Linked DNA regions of Homo sapiens: region 1 is linked to region 2. The links are chromatin loops, found by intact Hi-C in ENCODE. Cell type or tissue: mammary epithelial cell. All regions are shown on one strand. Links, peaks and the distances in the headings refer to the core of each region. The heading gives the core; the rest is flanking DNA. Region 1 has its middle 12 kb from the start of RAB9B. Region 2 has its middle 15 kb from the start of ESX1.

Region 1 (9,320 bases), core at 355-8,354, 430 kb before region 2:
ATTTAACATTGTATTGGAGGTTGTAGCCAGGGCCATTAGGCAAGAAGATGAAGCAAAAAGTATCCAGATCGAAAGGAAGAAGTAAAACTATTTTTATTTAAAGATTACATGTTCATAAATATAGAAAATCCTAAGGAATCTATTAAAAAACTACTAAAGCTTGCAAAGAACCTGAACAGTCATTTCTCTAAAGAAGAATAGACATTTCTCATAAGAAAACATAAAAATGGCCATCAAATATGAAAAATTGCTCAACCTCACTAATCATCAGGGAACTGCAAATCCAAACCACTATGAGATATCACCTCATACTCACTAGGATTGCTATAATAAAAAAGACAAGAGATAACAAATCTTGGTGAGAGTGTGAAGAAAGGAGAACCCTTGTATACTGTTGGTGAGAATATAGGTTGGTGCAACCATTATAAGAATCAGTATGGAGAGTCCTAAAAAAATTTAAAACAGAACTACCATATAACCTAGCAAACCTACTCCGAATTATAAACTCAAGGGAGATGAAATCACCACATTAGAAAGATATCTGCCCTCCCTTGTTCATTGTAGCATCATTTGTAATAGTCAAGATATGGAATCAACCTAACTGTCCATCAATAGGTAAATGAATAAAGAAAATGTGGTACATATACACAGTGGAGTACTATTTAGCCATAAAAAGGAGACTGCCATTTGCCACAATATGGATGGTACTGGAGTACATTATGCTAAGTGAAAGAAGCCAGACATAGAAAGAAAAATATTGCATGATCTCACTTATATGTGAAATCTTTTTAAAAAAAGGTCAAATATATAGAGATAGAGAATAAAACAGTGGTTACCAGGGGTGGGGAGTTTTAATTCAAAGGATACAAAGTAGCAGACATGTAGGATGAACAACTCTAGAGAGTGAATGTACACCGTAAAGACTATAGTTAATAAAATTGTATTGTATTAGAGATTTTTATTAAATAGATTTTAGCTGCTCTTGTCACACACGCATAAGAGTAACTATGTAAGATAATAGGTACGTTAATTTGCTTCACTATAGTAACTGCTTTTCTATCTATACATATCCCATAACATCATGTTTTATACCTCAAATATAAGCAATAACATTTATTTAAAAAACGATTAAATATAAGTGAGTTCAGAAAGTTTTCAGAGTAAAAGCCAATATATAAAAATAAATAATGTTTCCATAGATTAGCAATGAACAATCTAAAAGGAAAATTAAGAAAACAATTCCATTTATAATAGCATCAAAAGGAATGAAACACTTAAAAATAAATTTAACAGAAGTTCAAGATGTGTACACAGAAAGCAAAACCACATCATTGAAAGAAATTAGAGAAGACCTAAATAAATGGAAAGACACCCCATGTTTATGGACTGGGAGATTTAAAATTGCTAAGATGGTAATATTCCCCTAACTAATCTACAGATTGTACACATTCCCTATGAAAATCACATCTGCCTTTTTTTTTTTACAGAAATTGACAAGCTGATGCTAAAATTTATATGGAAATACAAGGGACCAAATTAGTTAAATCACTCTTAAGAAAGAAAAACAAAATTGTAGGACTCATACTTCTTGATTTCAAGGCATACTACAAAGCTACAGTAATCAAGATAGCATGGTACTGACATAACAACAGACATATAGACCAAATGAAGTAGAATTGAGAGTTCATACATAAATCATAAGCTTTATGGTCAATTAATAATATTTTTGATACAGAAAACTTAAAAACACCAGGCATGAGGGCTTCCTTTAATATATTTTGGCAGTCCAGATTAACAGAATCTATCGAGAGAGAACATGGAAGACATAGGAACTTCTGATGGTAAGCTCAGTCATCTAAGCAAAGAGTATTCCTTCCTCGACCTTCCCCACTCCTAAGGAGATTCAGCATTGCTCTATTTAGCCAAGGTCTTTTAAGGCCTGTGGCAGAGGTTTTTGGACTAGGGTCTATGAATAGGATCAAGTGGTTCATAAAACCTCTAAAATTCTAAATAATAATTTATGAATGTGTGGATCTCTACATTTTTCTAGGGAAAAATTCTACAGCTTTCATCAGATTCTCAAAGGGGTTCATGACCAGAAAAGGTTAAGAATCACTCACTGAAGGGTCCTTCTCTGGGATTTAGGCCAGCCAGCAGTCCTGAACTGCCCTAATTGAAATGTAACTGGATAACTTAGTTGAGGCAACTATTTCTTTAGAACTTTTCTTGGTGCTATGAACAGACCGGCTTGAGACTGGCTTTGGGGCACCTTTTTAGTATTATATAATGTACCTAAATCCTACCTAGTCTTGCTCTGCTGCCATGACTTACGCGGACCTGATATTGCCCATTACTATGATGGTCGTTTCCTGCCTCATCCTGGATCCTGACTAGATCTGTGGTAGTATCACTATTATGTTGATGTCACTAGCACAACCTTTTTCTGACTATTCTGTCAGGACACTTCAGTCATCCTAGATTGATGAATTAGGAGAATTATTATGTCATTGACAAAAAAATTTATAAAGCAGGAGTGGAGGGAGAACTGCTTCAAAAGAAGTTGCTGAGTTTCTTTGTAGACATATTAAATGACGGTGGGACATATGAGTAGAAACCACCAGCAGATGCTGCGTCATTTTTGTCTACTGCCTGGCCCCTGTGAGAACCTGAGTTTGTGAGCACTGGCTATAACTGAATCCTTGGGAAAACCCCAGTTAGGGGACTGGAGGAGAAAGAGGATTGCTTAACAAGATCAAGAAGAAACAGTTATACAGGTGAGATCCTAAAGAAGGAGACACTGCAATAAATCTTGGATAAGGGTTCTAGAAGTAATGGGATAAGAGCATGAGTGAAACAATTAGTTTTGGATAAGAGGAAGAAAGTTTCCAGTATCTAATTAGAGACAGAGACTCTTGGAGTTCCAAAGATGCCTAGCCCATCACTGTCATTTTCCAGGCTTGTGGTATATTAAAAGAAAATAATAAAGACATGTCAAAACAGGATCTAAACATTGTGAGATGTTTAAAATGTTTATACTTAACATACTGACACTTCTATCACCACCAAAATTTCCACATAATGTAATATAATATATTTACAAAACAAAAAATTTAAAATGTAACCAGTAATATTCTTTATTGTCTATGGTTTAGTAATAAGACACAAGTTTAAAGTTGTCTAATAAATTTCATTTTCTTTAATCTTGTCAGTTTATGTCAGGAATTAGGACTAGACTTTCTGAATGTACAATCTTTCTGAAAAAACATTAAAAGTCTAAATAGAGGCCTTCAAGAATATGAGACTGGTCAAAATGGTTTTTCCTTTTTTAGAGATGTGAGACTTCTGAAACAGTAGGAATAAAAGGAGGGAATGAGTATGCTAGTCTTTTTTCAGATATATGATTTATGAACACAGTATATAGTTTTTTTTTTTGTTGTTGTTTTTTTTTTTTTTTTTTTTTTGAGACGGAGTTTTGCTCTATCACCAGGCTGGAGTGCAGTGGCGTGATCTCAGCTCACTGCAACCTCTGCCTCCCAGGTTTAAGCGATTGGCCTGCCTACTATTCTGGAGTGGCTGTGACCACAGGTGCGCGCCACCACACCCGGTTAATTTTTGTATTTTTAGTAGAGACAGGGTTTCACAGTGTTGGCCAGGATAGTCTCAATCGCCTGACCTTGTGATCCGTCCGCCTCGGCCTCCCAAAGTGCTGGGATTACAGGTGTGAGCCGCCACACCCGGCCAGTATATAGATTTTTAGATCTTAAAGGAACCTTAAAACCTGATAATCAAAGCTAAATCTGGTAATTCAGATTCTCATTTTATCACAGGCAGAGAACTTCTACAAATTTATGTTACTAGCCTAGACTCAAGATGAGAAATCAAGTCCTCTTCAGAGTTCTCCAAATTTGCCTGATCATATGAATCACCTGGGGGCCTTGTGAAATACGGATAAAACAAATTCTATCCACCTGACCTACTAAATCATAATCTTGATGTGTGGTGCCTGGGAATTTGTATTTTAACAAGGCCCCACAGCAACGTGAGTGTATTATGATCAGGTAGTTTTGGGGGACATTGCATCTGGTTTGCAACTCACTCATCTTTCCATCTTGACACTTGCCCTTCACAATTGCCACAATTTATGGCATTTTAAAGACTAAAATGTTCACATTTTATAAAATTAATTAGGCAGAAGGTTTTGAGTAGTGAATGAAGGCAAAGTTGTGGACTTAGCCTTAATCATCCAATTTACCCTCATTTATGTTCAAGTTGAAGCACTTCGACTTTCAGTCTGTGTTAAATTATTCTGAGGCTGATTTTCATAAGGGTTCTTTTTAGCATGGCATTTGGTTTCTTGAAATCTGAGGACCTCTCAGCTGCAGTTAACCCAGTGTATACTCAAGAATCTCTTCTTGGAGAATGTAAACATTCCATTATCCAGTCACCTTTGATAAAAGACCACTTTCACCAAAAAAGAGCCTCATAACTCACATTTTATAGATGATGAAATGGGCACTCAGAGAAGCTAACTGATTCACCCAAGGTCATATAGCTGTACTGTGGCAGGGCCAAAGCACAAACCTGTTCATCTATCTTGTGTTGACTGAGCATCTGCTTCCCCTGGGAAATACACTCACTGATGGGGATACAAAGGTGAAGAAGACTTGGTCCCTACCCCAAAAGAAGCCCAGGTCTTCAGATTGCAGAATAAGTCAGACAGCCTGAAGATGCTGGGCCACCACTAATGTCACTTCAACTTCATCAGAGCAAGTAGCTTCTAATTTTGACTCCCATATTTATTAAAACAGTCCTTGGGACTGTTTCAGAAGAAAGAGATGTTGGAAACTGTTATCCTAGAGACTTGCTTTGCTTGGTCTCATGACCCTTACATTGTTTAAATTGTCAGTTAAAAATTGGGAAAGCTCATTTTTTGAAAATGTAGACTTCTGAATTATCTTGAAAAAAGAAAACAAAAACAAAAACAAAACACCTCAAGATCTCTTCTTACTGGACCAGTGTTCCCTTGCTGTGATAATCCTTTGGAGGTAAGGCGCTATTGCCTACTTTATTTGGGCTGGTGCTAGCCAATTCAACATAGTTCCTAACCAGCACCTTTTACTCACTCCTACTGCTTACCCTATTCCCAAAGTGTTTAAGTTTGCTAAGCCTGGCCACTAACTTCTGGGGCGACAGTTATTGTCTGAACCATGCTTGACGGCAGGTGGCAGCAGTAAGCTGTTTTATTACCATTTCTCCTCCAAGTTGGAAGGATGTACTGCAGCCGCAATCAGCTTCAGGGATTTTTTCTTTCATTCCTCTGAAAACAAAACAAAACGAAAAACCCAAGGTCATCAGGTTTTAGTTGAGTAATATTTTGACAATGTAAGTTATGAAAAAGAGATTTAGTGTTAGTAATGAGAAAAAGCCAATTGTGTGCAATAGGAATCTACCAGGAAAAAAAGCTGGCTGGCTACCAGGAAGAAAAGTCCTGAACCTGAGAGATAGGGCAAGCTGGCTTGCAGCCACTAGTTGGGGAATCTTTTTTTCACACCACATAATAAAAATTAACTCAGATGAGTCATAGACCTAAATGTAAGAGCTGAAACTTTAAAACCCTTAGAAAAAAAAAACCCATAGGAGTAAATGTTTGTGATCTTGGATTAAGAAATAGTTTTTTAGACATAACACAAAAAAGCACAAGCAACAAAAGAAAAAACAGAAAAATGAGACATCAAAATATAAGGCTTTTGTGTTTCAAGGTACATCATCAAGAAAAGAGACAGTCTCCAGAATAGGAGAAAATGTTTGTGAATCATTGATCTCATAAAGGACTTGTATACAAAATATATAAATAATTCTTGTAACTGAACAATAAAAAGAAGACTGACCCAATTAAAAATTGTTAAAAGATCTGAATAGACATTTCTCCAAAGTATACAAAAGCTAATAAGCATATAAAAAGATGTTCAACATCATTAGTCAACAGAGAAATGTAAATCAAACAATAATGAGATACCACCTCACTCCTCATGGTTAAGGATGGCTATTTAGGATGGCTAAGATACAGACAATAACAAGTGCTGACACCGATGTGAAGAAATGAGAACCTTCATAACTGCTGATGGAATTGTAAATGGAGCAACTGTTTTGGAAAACAGTTTGGCAATTTCTCAAAATGTGACCCAGCAATTCCGTTCCTTGTTACACAGCCAAGAGAAATGAAAACCTGTACACACAAAAGAGTTGTACATGGAGATAAATAGCGGCAATACCCAAAAGATGAAAACAACATGTCTATCAATTGGTGAATGGATAAACAAAATGTGGTAAGCAGTGCCCCCTTATCTGTGGTCTTGCTTTCTGTGGCTGCAGTTATCTGTGATAAACTTCAGTCTGAAAATATTAAATGGAAAATTCTAGAAATAAGCAATTCATATGCTTTAAATTGCATACCATTCTGAGTGTGATGAAATCTGGCATCATCCCACTCTGTCCTGCCTGGGACATGAATGATTCCTTTGTCTAGCATCTCCACACTATATGTTACCTGCCTGCTAGTCACTTAGTCATCTCAGGCATCACAGTGCTTATGTTCAAGTCATCCTTATTTTACTTAATAAAGGCTCCAAAATGCAAGAGTAGTGATGCTGATTCAGATATGCTAAAGAGAAGCCATCAAGTGCCTCTTTTCACTTAAAAGGTAAAAGTTCTTGACTTAATACAGAAAGAAAAAAAATTGTATGCTGAGATTGCTAAGATCTACGGTAGGAATGAATCTTCTATCTGTGAAATTGTGAAGAAGGAAAAATAAATTTGTGCTAGTTTTCCTGTCACACCTCAAACTGCAAAAGTTATGGCCACAGTGCCTGTTAAGTGCTTAGCTAAGGTGGAAAAGTCATTAAATTTGTAGGTGGAAGACATCAATAGAAACATGTTCTGACTGATGGCAGTTGAGTTCAGTACTGTTGAGGTTTCAGGCATCCACTGGGAGGCTTGGAACATATCCCCTCCAGATAAGTGAAGTCTATCTACTGTGTATCCATACAACAGAATATTATTCAGCCAGAAGAAGAATGAAATACTGATACATGCTACAACATGGATCAACTTTGAAAACACTAAGCTAAGTAAAAGAAGCCAGTCACGAAATAATTCTATTTATGTGAAATGTCCAAAATAGGTAATTATATGGAGACAAAAACTAGATTGGTGGTTGCCAGGGGCTGCAAGAAGAAATTGGAGTGACATGATCCTAATGGATATGTTTTTTTTTTTTTTTTCCCCAGAGGAGTTGCGAAAATATTCTGGGGAATAATAGTTGCGAAATACAGTTTTTTGACACTGAGGAAATATGGTTCAGTGTGGGTGATTTTTAGGTGAATGGATGTGGGTTAAAGCAGCTGTGACTATGGCTCAGACCCCCTTCTCTGGCTTTTGGAGGGTCTTTCTTATAGCCTGGCTTTCTGTTGGGTTCCACCTTTGAGAAGTCCTGGCAGGAGATCTGTGAGAGGAAGGCGAATGAGGTCAGGGTGTTTATTCACTCAGCTCACTCTCTGCAGCGTCTCTGTGGGATGGCTAAATTCACAATACTTAATAGATGACTCTCTCAATATCTCCACCTCCCATCAACTAACTTTGCCCACTTCCTCTTCTCCCTCCTACAGGACTGGGAGTAGTAATAACCTCACCATTATTCATCTGGGGTCCTCTGCTATCCCTTGTGATTTTCCTATACCCTACCCACATCTTTCATAATAGTCCTTTTATTACTTTTATTAAATTTTCCTAAATTGTCTCATACAAATGTGCCATCTGTTTTTTGCAATCACCCTGACTAATACACTCATTAGCCTTCACATCCTTAATTCTCACCACAACCTTATGAGGTAGATATTACTATTAACCCTATCTTACAGATTTGCAAATATGAGGCTAAGAGAGTTTAAGTAACATGCCCAAGAACCTTCTGACTCTAGAGCTTTGGCTTCAATACACTATATGGATTTGTTTCCTTTTTTTTTTTTTCCCCACTCTGGTGGTATCCCTGCATCCAGATCCAAGCAATCTGATACACTCTGACCAGTTTATTCTTCCCAAAATATTCATCCAAGGCCCTCTAGGATCTGGCTCTTGTCTATTTTTTATCTTCCCCTGCTTCTTCACTGTACAAATATTCCAGTCAAGCTAAACTGAGCTATTCAATTTTTCCTAAACACACCTTATTAGTCCTAACTCATTCTTGTACTCATAAGGTGCCCCAACCCTGGGTTTCCCTCCTCACCCCAATCCCATATTCTTCTCTGCCGTTTTCAATTTTCCTTTTACTTTGAGGCCCAACTGAAATCCTCCTTCCTCCATAGAGTCTGGCTAATCCTAGTCTGCCACTTTCTAGTAAGTGACCTTCAGCAAGTCATCCTAACCTCTCGAGTCTCAGAGAGTTTGAGCGTTAAATTCATATCAATTATTGGTCCACTGATCTCAAAATACTAATATTTACTGTTCTCAAAATGGCCACCTAGCCTAAGGACTCTTCTCTTCAACAACTTGATCAAGTTTTCACAGTGTTGTCTTGTGTTAAATATCTGCCTTTTTTTTATGGTTGCATAGTATATGAACCCCTTTCCAATTTGGAGGACTTGTCCATTGCATTTTTTTTTTTTGAGACGGATTTTGCTCTTGTTGCCCAGGCTGGAGTACAATGGCATGATCTCGGCTCACTGCAACCTCCACCTCCTGGCTTCAAGCAATTCTCCTGCCTCACTCAGCCTTCCGAGTAGCTGGGATTACAGGCATGCGCCACCACGCCTGGTTAATTTTGTATTTTTAGTAGAGACAGGGTTTCTCCATGTTGGTCAGGTTGGTCTTAAATTCCCGGCCTCAGGTGATCCGCCCGCCTCAGCCTCCCAAAGTGCTGGAATTACAAGCGTGAGCCACCACACCCAGCCCATTGCATACATCTTGATGGAAGAAAAGGCCCTGCCTCTCATTACAGAGACCAAGAGGAGCCAAACATTCCTACTCCCTGCTCCCAGCTATAGGCACATGACCTAGGTTCCGCTACATGACTTAGATGTTTAGCTCCTTCCCATGACTTTGAATGTGGAGGAAGTGGATACAGGGGCAATTGGAAATTTCTCTCTAGCCATAGTTTCACCATCCTTCACAGGCTATAGCATGGTTTAGTATTAATAGTTGGAGAACTTCAGTGTGCAACTGAAACTCCTTGGCATGATGTACGTATGTGGGTGTGGGGGGGCGGGGGAGTGTTTTTGTTAAAATACAGCTTCCTCTGCCCTACATTGACCTGCTAAATCAGGATC
Region 2 (9,320 bases), core at 535-8,534:
AATTTATATATGTAATATATATATTTATATATGTAAAATATATATAAATTTATATATGTAAAAATATATATACATATACATATATATTTTTATATATATATTAGATATATAATATATATTAGATATATAAAATATATATATATATATTAGCCCTCAAGACTGCCAGTCCTCAATGCTGTAATCCCTTTGGCTTTAAAAACAAAAAACAAACAAGCAAAAAACGGATTCTCACTCTGTCGCCCAAGCTGGAGTGCAGTGGCACGATGATCTGGGCTCACTGCAACCTCTGCCTCCTGGGTTCAAGAGATTCTCGTGCCTCAGCCTCCGGAGTAGCTAGGATTACAGGTGCCCGCCACCACGCACAGCTAGTTTTTGTAAAATACAGAACTTAATTGGATTTCTGTGTGTGTATGTGCGTGTGTGTGTGTGTGTGTGTGTGTAATTCTGTGAAATTTTATCACATGTATAGACCCCTGTTACCATCATGACAATCAGCATACAGAACTGTTCCATCACTCTAAAGAAACCCCTGGTTTCTTTGAAACTACCCCTCCATGGTGCTCTAATTCCTGGTTCAACTGATCTAGTGTCCATCTCTATCATTTTATCACTTCAAGAATGTTATATGAATGGGATCATGCAGATAACATTTGAGACTGGCTTTTTTCCCCCTCACTCAGCATAATTTCCTTGAGATTCATTTCAAGTTGTTGCTTGTATCAACAGTTCTTTCCTTTTTATTCCTGAGTGGTTTTATTAACCCATTCACCTGTTATGGAATTTAGGTTGTTTCTAGTTTTTGGTTATTGTGAATAAAGTTGTTATCAGCATTTGTGTACAGGTTTTTGTGTGCACATTAGTTTCATTTCTTTGGTATAAATTCCCAAGTGTGTGATTTCTGGGTTGTATGGTAATAGCTTGGTTAGTTCTTTTAATAAACTGCCAAACAGTTTCCTGGGGTGTCTGTACCATTTTATGCTCCTTTCAAGATGACTGATAGAGTTTCTTTGCATCATCGCCAACATTTGATGTTTCACTGTTTTTTATTTTAAGCCATTCTGATAGGTGTGTAGTGATACCTTGTGGATATCTAAGAAAATTTGGATTTTCCTAATGGCTGATGATGTTGCATATCTTTTCATCTGTTTATTTGCAATCTGCATATCTTTTTTTTTTTTTGAGACAGAGTCTCGCTCTGTCACCCAGGCTGGAGTGCAGTGGCTCGATCTCTGCTCACTGTAGCCTTCATCTCCAGGGTTCAAGCAATTTCTCCTGCATCAGCATCCTGAGTAGCTGGGATTATAGGTGCCTGCCGCCATGCCCTGCTAACGTTTTTTGTATTTTTTTTTTTTTAGTAGAGACTGGGTTTCATCATGTTGGCCAGGCTGGTCTCAAACTTCTGACCTCAAGTAATCTGCCTGCCTTGGCCTCCCAAAGTTCTGGAATTAGAGGCATGAGCCACCGTACCTGGCCCGAGAAAGAATTCTTGAAGAAGGAACCTGTAGAGGCAAGGAGATGAATTAGAAGGCTGTTGCAGTCAGCTAGGTGAGAGGTGATGATGGCTTGGACCAGATGACAGAGGTGGAGAGAAGAAACTGGCTTTGAGGTTTATTTTTGGGTGTTTATTTTTGAGGTGGAAATAATAGGGCTTGCTGATGGACTGAATGTGAGAATTGAGGAAGAGGAAAGTGTCAAAGATGATTCCTTAGTATTTGGCTTGAGCCAGAACATGACACCATTTACTGAGAGGAATATGGGAAGGACCAAGTTTTAGGGAAAGAGGGTGAATTCAATTGTGGATGTTTTTAGTTTGGGGGCTGATGGGCCTTCCAGATGTCTGTTATATCTAATAGATGGTTGGAGATACAGTCAGAAGCAAAGAGGAAAATCAGTGTTCTACATATTGATATCTATACTCACACACCTGTGCCCTTTGTATCATTTCAATGAAAACTGGATAACTTTGGTACTCAAAGGTGGAAATTGGCTGGTTGTGTTGGCTCATGCACTTTGGAAGTCCCAGCACTTTGGAAGGCCTAGCCTGGAGAATTGCTTGAGATCAGGAGTTAAAGACCAGCCAGGGCAACATGGCAAAACCCCATCTCTACCAAAAAACTACAAAAATTAGCCGGGTGTAGGGTCACCCACCTGTGACCCTAGCTACTGGGGAGGATGAGGTGGGAAGATTCCTTGAGTCTGTGAGGTTGAGGCTGCAATGAGCTGTGATTGTGCCACTGTACTCCAGCCAGGCAACAGAGGCGACCCTGCCTAAAAAAAAAAAATAAATAAAAATAAAAATAAATGGAAAGGACTTCCAGGCCCTCAATAATTTTAAAAGGACTACTGTTTGCATTACTTAGCTCATAGGTGGAGGTGTGAGTAGAAAGGGATTTGTAACCTGGTTTCTTGAGGCATGGGCAGTAATTATACAATAGCTGATGCAAATGAACGTGAAGAAGTCATACAGACAATGAACTCAAAATGTCTATGTGCTGCTTTTAAAATCTACTGCTGAGGTATTTACCTGGCATATGCTATGTGGACAGGTAGAGCTAGTTTTCATTTCTGGCAAGAACAACTGGAAATGCCTGAATCAGAGTTCTATTTATACTTTTGAGGGTGGTGGTGGTTTGAGGGGAGGCAGGGTGGAAATAAAAACTGTAACTCATTTTGTCTGTGCTCTTATTTACTCAAAGAGGCAAGATTTGGGAACTACTACTGTATTCCAATGAGTTGGGTACAAGGTCCTGCTTAGGAGGAGACATGAGATGAGGCCTGTGGATTGTTTGTCATAGGGAGGGTGAATTACAGACTTGGGGCTGGAGTGCAGTTGCATGAATACAGCTCATTGCAGCCTTAGCTTCCTGGCCTCAAGCGATCCTCAGCCTCTTAAGTAGCTAGGACTACAGGTGTGCACTACAACATCTGCCTAATTTTTAAATTACTTTTTGTAGACACGGGATCTCACTCTGTTGCTCAGGCTGGTCTCAAACTCCTGGCCTCAAGTGATCCTCCAGCCTCAGCTTCCCTAAGTGCTGGGATTATAGGCATAAGCCACCACACCTGGCCCTTGGGGCTTCTAAAATGTGTTCTCTGGGCAGCTGGGCGCCATGGCTCGTGCCTCTAATCCCAGCACTTTGGGAAGCCAAGGCAGGTGGATCACCCGAGGTCAGGAGTTCGAGACCAGCTTGGACAACATGGTGAAACCCTATCTCTAATAAGTATATAAAAATTAGCTAAGGTATAACGTGTATAATATGGAAAATTTTAGTACAGAAGCAGGTACAATCCCAGTGGTTGACTTGGGCAATGTTTTAGCTATTTGTCTTCCTGTATTTTAAGAAAAGTGATTTGAACTAGGAGTTAAATAATCATGTACTAATTCAAAATACACAGTACCAGAAATGTGCAAAGTGCAGGAAATCCAATGACAACAAGGTACAGGCTTCTTAATGAAAGAGGCACACTTCCTGTCCTCCAAGTGTTTGTAGTCTAAGACATTTCACCAGACAGCCTCGCTATTTTGCATGAACAAATACATTGGTTTGCCTCACTGGAGGGGGATCTCAGCAGTTCCAGGCTGAGTGGCATCTCAGTCGAGGTTGGATGGTGGGAGCTGGGGGAAAGGTAAGACCAGCCTGGGGCTTAGGATTTGATGGATAATTCCTGAAGTTCATTCACAGAGACAATTGGAGTAAAACGGATTGACCTAACTTGAACTTCTTAAAAGGTGTCTAGACCGGGCACGGTGGCTCAAGCCTGTAATCCTAACACTTTGGGAGGCTGAGGGGGGCAGATCACCCATGGTCTGGAGTTTGAGACCAGCCAGGCCAACATAGTGAAACGTCGTCTCTACTAAAAATACAAAAATTAGCCAGGTGCAGTAGTGCACACCTGTATTCCCAGCTACTCAGGAGGCTAAGGCAGGAGAATTGTTTGAACCCGGGAGGCGGAGGTTGCAGTGAGCCAAGATCATGCCACTGCACTCCAGCCTGGGCCACAGCGCGAGACTTCATCTCAAAACAAAACAAAACAAAACAAAAGGTGTCTAAAATCCAGGTCTACACTTAGTGAATGGATAAATAGTTTACATCTAAAATTTTTTAAATTGGTGACTTTGGATCTGTATCGATAGTCCATTTCTCTTAAAATATATGGTGATACCAGATGTTTTAAAAGAACGTTCTTCTAGGGGATGAATGTTCCCTTTGATAGACTTTAATCTCATGACATCCCCATTTCTCCAGGAGTCATAACCCCCAAGATTGCTCTACCAAGGGAGCTGTCTGCTTTATAATACAGGAGATTCCTACAGAGAATGGTGGTTATCAGAGACTGGGAAGGGAAGAAGGAGGGAAGAAGATAAGTTGGTTAATGGGTACAAAAATACAATTAGATAGAATGAATAAGTTCTAGTATTTGATAGTCCAGTAGGGAAATTATGGTGTGCAAAATATATTGCATACTTCAAAACAGCTGGAAGAGAAGAATTGTAATGTTCCCAACACAAAGAAAATATATATGTTTGAGGTGATGGATATCCCAATTACCTTGATTTAATGATTACGCATTGTAGACAAGTATCAAAATATCATATGCATCCCCCAAATATATACAACTGATATATATCAATACAAATAAAATAAAGGAGGTTCTCCTTTTAGGAGGTGGAAGAATGGCGACTAAAACAGGGTAAGCAATCTATGCTTTCTACTTGTGCTACTCAACTTTTTCTTAGGTTGTGATAACCCTGGGGACTTGCTAAATCCCCTAGTGGTGACCGTTCTTCACTCCATCTGCCTTTCTATCTCACAGCCAGTGCCCTTCTAGAGCTCAGTTTTCAGCCCTGAAACTTAAAGCCCCCACCTCCCGCTTCCCGCCTCCTGCCTCCGCTAATTCCTCACCAGTCCCGGCCACCCTGTTTTATTGCCCACCTGAGTGATAACCAGACTTGAGTTAGGCACTCAAGGTGCCATTTCAGGAGAGTAATAAAGGCTCCTATGATCCCCCCAGTCTCCTTCATCAGCTTTGAGGCTTTAAGGCATGGAGTCTTTTCAACATTCAAATCTCCCTTGAGAGGGGCACGTTCTGCCATCATGCTTATCATCATTATCAATTTCTTACACTCCCACATCTGTTGTGGTGATTATCATCATTATCAGTCTTACACATGAGTGGAAATGAGTGCTTTGGGCAAAAGTATTTGAGGAAGGGGAAAGAGGCCAAGAAGAAAAAGGGGTGTATGGGGAATCGAAAGCACTCCAGCAATAAGGCAAAAGGGGGCCGGCAATGCAGGCCGACACTGAAGCTGAACTTTGAAGACATCACAGTTTTGCTAAGGTTGGAACTATCACTGCATCCCTTTTCTATCCCATCAGGAGGAATCTGCAAAGTGACCTGAAGATTCCCAGGACTCAGCGCTCACGTAGATACCTTCCTCAGTTGCTGAAAAATCCCTGAATTACAAAAAGTAATTTTAGCACGCCCTCAGGTGGCCAAATGGAATACTGTGGCAATGGCTTTTGATGGAAGTTGGCACTCTGGAGGAACATCTCAGAATAGACGCTGGTTCTTGGCAAGCTGCTAGGCACCCGGCAGGGCAACTTGTGTGTAGATGGCACTCTTCCCTTTAGGGCACCGCTTCCCAAGCTGATTGGTATAGCAGCCCTGAAATAATCTTACCAGGTTTATTTTGAATTCTGCATCTCTTCCTCTTCCTCTTTCTCCTCACAATGCTATGTGATATAGGTCTGTTTTTGAAATTAAAGTGAACTTTTTTAAATTTAAAATTATTATATGTTTTTAAACTAACTGCAGCGACCTCTAGTAGCACCAAAGATAATTTGTGTATGGATTTCCCATCTAAAACAGACTAGAGGGACAAAGATGGATTTTAAACTTTTGAATTTTGGGATATTTCAGATTTACAGAAAAGTTGCAAAGATAGCACAAATAATTGCCATTATACTCTTCACTCAGATTCCTTCAAGTTAAAATTTTACCACGTTAGTTTTATCATTCTCTCTGTAATTATAAATATGTATATATTTTTCTAATTCGAATATAAATTATATTCATGATGCTCTTTTATCCTCTAATACTTGTGTGTGTATTTTCTAGACACAAAGACATATGCTTATAGAACCACAATGCAACTATTAAAACCAGGATATTGACACTGATACAATACTATTTTCTAATCTTCAGACTTTATTCAAATTGGCAAATTATCCCACCAAGGTCCTACATAGAAAATATAAATACAGGATCCAATCCAGTATCGCTCATTGCATTGCATTTAGTTGTTGTGTCCCTTTAAGTGTCCTTTCATCTGAAATATTTCCTCAGTCTTTCTTTGTCTTTCATGACCTTGATGTTTTTAAAGAGTATATGCCAGTTATTTTGCAGAATATCCCTGAATTGGAATTTGTCTGATGTTTCCTTATGATTAGCTTCAGGTTATGCATTTTGGGTGGGAATATCACAAAAATTATGTTATTTGCTTCTCATTGTATATGATGTCTCTTTGTTTTGACCACAGGTTTTGACATGCAGATGTCAGAATAGTTAATCTTGAAAACCGCACATTCAAATAAGGTTTCCTGTAGACTCATGGGAATTTGTTATGGGGTGGGACAAAAGCAAGGAACCTGGAGAAATCATCCACTTTCCTTTAATCAATCTGGGAAAGCTTTTTGGAGGAGGTGGGATTTCAGGAATTTCGAGCTGAGACAAGTGGTAATTTTTTAGTGGAATATTTTGATATGTGAAGATCTTAGTTCTTGAGTTCTCAGGGTTTTTTTTTTCCTAATCTTCCCTTGAGAATCAGAAGCCAAGGCTCCTGTGTTTTAGTTTAATTGCTGCATGACACTGGGGAACAGCCAGGTGGTTCTTTTCCTGATTCCCTAACCTGGGAAATGACGATTACTCACATAGGTGGGGAGCCCTTTGAAAGGTTTGTCTGGAGAAAGGGATTGAGGACATGAATGTTCGTAAGCCAGATTCGCTGTGGCACCTAACTGAACTTGCTCCTCTGGGCTCTTGTTCTCTACTACAATCAAATTTAATGTGTTTCTCTATAGTTTTTTATTTTATTTTATTTTATTTTGAGACCAGGTCATGCTCTGTTGCCCACGCTGGAGTGCAGTGGTGCCATCATAGCTCACTGCGGCCTTTAACTGCTGGGCTCAAGCCCTCCTCCTGCCTCAGCCTCCCAAGTAGCTAGGACTACAGATGCATGATTACCACCATGCCTGGCTTTTTTTTTATTTTTTATTTTTTTGAGACAGAGTCTTGCTGTGTCGCCCAGGCTGGAGTGCAATGGCATCATCTTGGCTTACTGCAACCTCTGCCTCCCGGGTTCAAGCGATTCTCCCTCGTTCAAGCGATTCTCCCACCTCAGCCTCCCCAGTAGCTGGGATTACAGACACATGCCACTGTGCCTGGCTAAATTTTGTATTTTTTTTTGTATTTTTTTGTATTTTTAGTAGAAACGGGGTTTCACCATGTTGGCCCCAAAGTGCTGGGATTATAGGCATGAGCCACCACATCTAGCCTTTTCAATAAATTTCAAAAACAAGATAAAAGAAAAAAGCAAGAGGATTTTTGTTTGTTTGTTTGCTTGGTTGGTGGGGTTTTTTTGATAGTTTTTGAGACAAGGTCTCACTCTATCGCTCAAAGCAGAGTGCAGTGGCACAATCACAGCTCACTGCAGCTTTGACCTCCTGGGCTCAGGTGATCCTTTTGCCTCAGCCTCCCAAGTAGCTGGGACTACAGGTTTGTGCCACCATGCCCAGCTATTTTTTTTCTAGGGATGCGGTTTCGCTATGTTGCCCAGGCTGATCTCGAACTCTTGGGCTCAAGCCATCTACCCGCCTAGACCTCCAAAAGTGCTGGTATTACAGGTGTGAGCCACTGCCCCCAGCCGAGGATATATATTTTAATTCAATGTGGTGGTTCAATATTGTGATTCTTTAAGAGAAGCAGGAGGATATGAACAGGGAGGAACTTAGAGAAAGCTTCAAATCTGACCATGTGTTAGTTCTTCAGGAGGCTGGGAAATTCATAGATGTGATGGCTTTATTGATGTGGGAACTCTGCTAGGCTATAGTTCCCAGTTATTCAATCAAACTAATCTAGGTGTTTCTGGGGAGGCATTTTGCAGATATATTTAAAACCCATAATCAGTTGACTTTAAGTAAGGAAAATTCCCCTTGGGTAATCTGGGCAAACCTAACTGAATTTGTTGGAAGGCCTTAAAAGCAGGTTTGAAGTTTCCCTGGAAGAGAGAAAAGAATCTGCCTATTCCTGTAGGGGTCCCTACTGCTCATTATTTCCCCTTCCTGACTGCTGCCCTATGGTTTTGGACTTGCTTAGCCAATGCCCATATCGCATAAGCCAATCCCTTGTAATGAATAATACATATATCCATCCTAAAAAATAATAAGTAACTAAATAAAAAACATCGCCCCAAATTTCTAGTTCCTGGTTTAAAGTTCAGAACTATATCATGACCACGCACAGAGGCTCATGCATGTAATCCCAGCACTTTAGGAGGCCAAGGAGGAAGAACTGCTTAAGGCCAAGAGTGAGACCAGGCTGGGCAACATAGCAAGACCCTGTCTCTAAAAAGAAAATGTTTTAAAAAATTAGCCAGGCGTGGCCGAGCACAGTGGCTCACACCTGTAATCTTAGCACTTTGGGAGGCTGAGGCAGGCAGATCACCTGAGGTCAGGAGTTCGAGACCAGCCTGGCCAACATGGTGAAACCCCGTGCCTACTAAAACTACAAAAATTATATGGGTGTGGTGGCGGGCACCTGTAATCCCAGCTACTTGGGAGGCTGAGGCAGGAGAATCACTTGAACCCTGGAGGAGGAGGTTGCAGTGAGCCAAGATCGTGCCATTGCACTCCAGCCTGGGTGACAGAGCGAAAATCCGTCTCAAAAAAAAAAAAAAGCAATTTATTTAAAAAATGATGACACTATATTTATCTGAGGTATGCTGTTTTCACCTAACAGATTTCTAACATGTATACATTTTGGTGTGAGTAGCTGATGTTATTCATTTTTACTGCTATGTATTATTACATTATTTGAATGCACCACCATTCCTTTATCTATTATCCGATTTATGGTTATTTTATTTGTTTAGAATTATTTGTTATTCAATCAATAACTCTTTGAAGCTTTTCATACATGTCTACTGGGTCACATATTTAAGGGTTTTTCTGGGTCAACACTTAAGATTAGAATCCCTGGGGATTATGTTGTAAATCCGGGTTGAATTTACAAGATATTTATACAGTAGTAATATCAATTCA

The links. A loop is a pair of places that touch in the nucleus more often than their neighbours do. Peaks named below come from ENCODE experiments on the same cell type or tissue, not always from the same donor. Only the 100,000 strongest peaks of a DNase experiment are listed, where the experiment ranks them.
Region 1: it touches region 2 in a loop (31-fold over the local background); 9 of 110 quality-filtered maps call a loop at or near these places.

The regions. Positions count from the first base shown.
Region 1 is chrX:103,840,048-103,849,367 of GRCh38, forward strand. No RefSeq gene overlaps it. Among named protein-coding and RNA genes, the nearest start is that of RAB9B, 12 kb to the left of the region's middle. In mammary epithelial cell, for the core only: a CTCF peak has its summit at 5,217 (motif pointing right); DNase peaks (open chromatin) are centred at 5,384, 6,544 and 7,684; H3K27ac peaks cover 2,849 bases.
Region 2 is chrX:104,265,618-104,274,937 of GRCh38, forward strand. No RefSeq gene overlaps it. Among named protein-coding and RNA genes, the nearest start is that of ESX1, 15 kb to the left of the region's middle. RefSeq lists a silencer at 5,532-5,716. In mammary epithelial cell, for the core only: CTCF peaks have their summits at 4,805 and 5,498 (motif pointing left); a DNase peak (open chromatin) is centred at 5,514; H3K4me3 peaks cover 301 bases.